Linked DNA regions of Homo sapiens: region 1 is linked to region 2. The links are chromatin loops, found by intact Hi-C in ENCODE. Cell type or tissue: B cell. All regions are shown on one strand.

The links. Hi-C counts contacts between places; a loop is a spot of excess contacts. Peaks named below come from ENCODE experiments on the same cell type or tissue, not always from the same donor. Only the 100,000 strongest peaks of a DNase experiment are listed, where the experiment ranks them.
Region 1: it touches region 2 in a loop (9-fold over the local background); 2 of 110 quality-filtered maps call a loop at or near these places.

Annotation. Positions count from the first base shown.
Region 1 is chr17:18,086,354-18,088,853 of GRCh38, forward strand. It overlaps DRG2 (developmentally regulated GTP binding protein 2), which reads left to right and starts at 1,595. Exons shown (of 13, transcript NM_001388.5): 1 at 1,595-1,734. The coding sequence starts at 1,671. RefSeq lists enhancers at 1,253-1,412, 1,478-1,979, 1,603-1,922, 1,973-2,022, 1,980-2,479. In B cell, no CTCF peak of the experiment used is centred here; a DNase peak (open chromatin) is centred at 1,538; H3K4me3 peaks cover 1,553 bases; H3K27ac peaks cover 1,613 bases.
Region 2 is chr17:17,750,885-17,753,384 of GRCh38, forward strand. The region is part of intron 2 of RAI1 (retinoic acid induced 1); the gene reads left to right. Among named protein-coding and RNA genes, the nearest start is that of RAI1-AS1, 14 kb to the right of the region's middle. RefSeq lists enhancers at 737-856, 1,371-2,072 and a silencer at 1,197-1,666. In B cell, CTCF peaks have their summits at 1,281 and 1,730; DNase peaks (open chromatin) are centred at 157 and 1,447; H3K4me3 peaks cover 2,151 bases; H3K27ac peaks cover 2,500 bases.

The DNA.
Region 1 (2,500 bases), 340 kb after region 2:
CTGCGTTAAGGTGGTATGGGGGGCAGGTGCAGTGGCTCATGCCTGTAATCTCAGAACTCTGGGAGGCCAAGGCTGGCAGATTCCTTGAGCTCAGAAGTTCAAGACCAGACTGGGCAACAATGGTGAAACTCCATCTCTACAACATAATACAAAAATCAGCCAGGCGCGGTGGCTGATTTTCTCCCAGACTGAGGAGGGAGGATCACCTGAGCCTGGGAGGTCGAGGCTGCAGTGAGCTGTGATCACGCCACTGCACACCAGCCTGGGTGATCAAGTGAGACCCTGTCTCAAAAAAAAAAAAAAAAAAAAAAAGGTGGTATGGGGATCCACTTTTTTTTTCTTGAGACAGGTTCTCGCTCTGTTGCCCATGCTGGAGTGCAGTGGCAGCATCTTGGGGATCCATTTTGAACCTCTTCAAGCTTGTCCCACCTGAGGTCTGCAGCCACATGTGGCCCAGGACCACTTTGAATGTGGCCAAACACAAATTCGTAAACTTTCTTAAAACATTATGAAATTTAGGCAGGGCACAGCGGCTCACGCCTGTAATCCCAGCACTTTGTGAGGCTGAGGCAGGCAGATCACTTGAGGTCAGGAGTTCGTGACCAGCCTGGCCAACATGGTGAAACCTCGTCTCTACTAAAAATACAAAAATTAGCCGAGTGTGGTGGCACGCGCCTGTAATCCCAACTACTTGGGAGGCTGAGGCAGGAGAATCACTTGAACCCAGGAGTCGGAGGTTGCGGTGAGCCAAGATCACACCACTGAACTACAGCCTGGATGACAAAGTGAGACTCCGTCTCAAAAAAACAAAACTAAAACAAAGAAAAAAAAACTGAGGTTTTTTGTTTGTTTGTTTTTTGAGATGGAGTTTCGCTCTTGTTGCCCAGGCTGGAGTGCAATGGCGCGCAATCTCCACTCACCGCAACCTCCGCCTCCCGGGTTCAAGCAATTCTCCTGCCTCAGCCTTCCCAGTAGCTGGGATTATAGGCGCGCGCCACCACGCCCGGCTAATTTTGTATTTTTAGTAGACATGGGTTTCTCCATGTTGGTCAGGCTGGTCTCGAACTCCCAACCTCAGGTGATCCGCCCGTCTCGGCCTTCCAAAGTGCTGGGATTACAGGCGTGAGCCACCGCGCCCGGCCAAAACATTGAGGGTTTTTTTGGCGATTTTTTTTTAAGCTCATCAGCTATCGTTAGTGTTGGTGTATTTTACGTGTGGCCCAAGACAATTCTTCCAATGTGGCCCAGAGAAGCCAAAAGATTGGACACCTCCATTTATAGTATAAAATGAAAGCCACTAGGCTTTCGGCTCAGCCCCTTTTCCTTACACTGCCAGTCAGCTGCGCTCAGGGACCCGCAGTTCAGAGTTCAACACGGGCAGATTCCCTCTCTTCCTTGCTTGCTCCTGCCAGCCGCAGCCGTGGGCCAGTACAGCATGGCCCGGCCCCGCCCCGGCTCTTTCCAGAGGTCCGCAGCCTGGCCGGCCCAGCGGGCGGAACCGATAGTGTCTGGCACTTGGCTCGCCCGGACTCTGAATCCTGGAGCACCAGGCGCCCACGAGAACGCTGTTCTCTTTGGCTTCCGGGCGCACGCTACTCTGTCGCCGCCGTCAGACCGGAATTGCCGGTGCCGCCGCCACCGCTGTCTGTGCGCCCACCTCTGCTGCTACCATGGGGATCTTAGAGAAGATCTCGGAGATCGAGAAGGAGATCGCTCGGACACAGAAGAACAAGGGTGAGGGCCGGCCGGGCGGGGCCTTCCTTTCTGCCTGCCTCAGTTTTCCTGTCTGTAAAATGGGGGAACAACTCCAGCAGTAATGCTGGGGCAAGATCCGAGGCCGCGGAGAAGTTGCCAGACAAGTGCCGAGGCCGCCCTGCGCGCCCAAGGCAGGGCCAGGCGGGAGCGGGTCTCACGCCCAGGTCTGACTGCAAACGTACCCCAAGAGATCTGGTCAGTCCCAGACCGTGTGCCCGAGTAGAGTAGTCCCAGCTCACAGAGCAAGCATCTGACCCAGAGAGAGGCGGAGCTGGGGTTCAAACCTCAGTCTCCTGATGGCTGGGCCTGGGGCCTGGGTCTACTCTGTTGTTTTGGGAAGTGCAAGAGGAGACCTCTCAGGAACAGCCTCACCCAGCAGCTGAGAGCCCATTGGAGCAAGGGAATCAGGACTCTGGAGTCTGGAAGGCCTGGGTTTGAGCCCCAGGTCCACCACGTACCTTCTGTAAAACATTGGAAAGTCACTTCATTTCTTGGAGTCTCAGTGTCCTCATCTGTAAATGGGGTAATACTCCCCTGCTCCATCTTAGTACACAGCTGAGTTAAATTAGATGGCCTTTACAAAGCACTGGGCACATGGTGAGCACTCAGTATTTAAAGTAAACACCCCAACATAGATAATACATAATGAAGCCTCAAATCTGGACTTTAGAATGTAAGGGCTGGAGGAGCTCACAGAAGAGAGGTGAGGAGAGAACGATGACACCAGGACAAAGTGGGACTTGAG
Region 2 (2,500 bases):
TCCAAGGGTGGGGAGGTGGTTGAGTACATCTCTCTGAGGGTCTGGGCCAGGGCTCAGCACTTCATCATTTCAGCTGTCCATATTTGGAGGGCATCTGTTTCCTTCCGCCTTCCACAGAGGAGGAAGATGGGTACACATGTGGCTAGTAACCATTAGCCGTCGACTTCCGGTTTTGTCTTTCTGGCTCTTTATGATTGACAAGTGCTGGCATGTTGGCCTTTCTGCCCCTTAGCAGCCCTCCATGCAGGAAAGCGGGAGGGAGGGGTGTGTGGCCAGTGCTAGGATGGGGTCTGTATGGAAGAGTAGCTCCAGGAAGTGGAGCCTCATCAAGGCAGGTAGCCCACGCTTCCCGAGGAGGTGACATTTGGTCGGGCTTTGAAGGCTAAGGTGGGAGTCTGTCAGACTGAAAAGGAAAGGCATGCCAGGCAGAGGGGCCTGTGCAAAGGCTAAGAGAGCCTGGCTTCTCGGCTCCTGTGTCTGCTTTGCCCCTAGAGCTTGCCCAGAACAGTGACCTAAGTCTGAGATCCTTCCGACCCACACTGCAGAGGGAATGTCTCCTAAAACTACTGTTTATCTCACCTCAAGCTGGTGTTTTCCCCTTGTCCGTAGAGAAGGAAAGGGTAGCAAAAAAAGAAGGAAGGTGAGGAGGGAAAGTGAACAGAGAGCGACTGGACTGAGCACCTGCTGGCTTGCTCTGCTGTGTCACTGCCATAACTCTTCCCTAGCTATGCACCGTGGCCCCTTGCTCTCCTGCGGGCACACTACTGCCTTGGGCCTTTGCACGCACTGGCCGCCTGTCCTGCCTGCAGTGCTCTTCCTGGAGAGCCACAGGGCCGATTCCTCCTTCTCCTTAGAGTCTTCTCTCAAATTACCTCTCTTGATGAGGCCTGCCAGACCACCTTATTTAAAACTACGAACCTAGTACCCGTTCCCCTTAGCGAATGTTTCCCCCAGAGCACTCAGTCGCGGTGTAACGCCCTGTACAATTTACTGATTTATGTTGCTGCTTATTGGCTGCCTCCCTTCCGTGCGTCTCCCCAACTCCTCCCATAGAAGCCACCAAGGGCAGAGTTTTTTTTTATTTTTTGTTTTTTTAATCTCTTATAGTGGTGGATCTCAAGCACCCGAACATAGTAGGCACTCAATAAATGTTTGTTGAAGTATGAGTGAATTCAGCCCTGGGCAAAACGTGACCCCATTTCACAGACTAGGAAGTGGAGGCCCAGGGTCTTGCAGCCCTGTGGGGAGAGGGCTGCCCAGCGCCCCGCAGGAGCCTCCCGCCCGGCATACCCACGGGCCAGTGCCGGGACTGGGCGCGGGGCGGCGCGCGGGCGCAGGTAGCCATGGTGACAGCGCCCCAGACTACTCGTATTTCCTGCCTTTTGTGTTCGCACATGCCCCAGCCCCCAGCCCGGGCAGACGCCCCTGATTGGCCGTCACACTGCGGAGGGGCGGGGCGGGGTGAGCGGAAAGGGGCGGGGCTGACCTGTGGGCGGGGCCCCCGGGGCGAGGCTGGTCTTGTACTGGCGCGCGCTGCCTGTGATTAACAGGCGGGCGCGGCCGCGCGCGGCTGGAAAGGGGCGGGGCTTCCGGAACAGCCGCCCCGGGAGCCTGGGATAGGGGTGAGTGCTCCTTGATGGCGGCCCCGAACAAAGGACGCCTCCAGACCCGGGCTTCCTGTCCGTAGTTTTTCTTGGCCCTTGGAGTCTGAGAGTGAGAGGCCTGCTAGGCCAGCGCCCCCTAATCCTCATCCGGCCGTGGGTGGCCAGGCACTGCAGACGTGTCCCCGGGGGCCGACCACCTTACTTGCCACGCTGGCCCCTCCCTCTCCTCACCACCACAGGGCCTTTGCACGTCATTCCTGGACACTCTTAAAGTCCTTCTTTCCGGCCGATTCCTCACCCCCTCAGGAGGCTCTCCACACAGACCGTGACCTGCCCTGCCTGGCACTCCTCTGCCCAGCGTTTATATCTCTTTTTGTGCACTCTCCGCCCTCATCACACGTGTGCCTCAGGGCAGGGCCCTGTCTGTGGCCTGGCACACAGTAGGTGCTCGGTTTGTGTTGTTGAATGCCTCCATTCATCAGGTTGCCTGAGGCTTCCTTGGTGGGTGGTGCCGGCTGTACTGGCCCGGGACTTGGGAGGAAGGGAGACAGATGTGCCTTCAGACCCAGACACAGAAGAGTTTGTCTCCAAAGCCAGGGCACTGGGTCAGTGTCTGGCCTGGACCCCAGGCCCGAGGAGCCTGGTTTGGTGTGTGCCCTTGGTGAATGGCCTACTGTGCTGGCCAGACAGGAGCCCCAGGGGCTGGCCCTGCCTCAGGAGGAAGGCAGGGTCACAGACACAGGCTGGAGGGGCCTGGAGTGAGGGCTGCTCAGGACCCCTGCCGACCAGACCTGGGAGCCCCAGCATCTGACTCTTCGTTTGTGTATTACTTGCTGTGCCTTGTCCTGGCTTGACAGGGTTGGAGTGGGGGTTGGAGTGGTAGAGCAGCGAGAAAA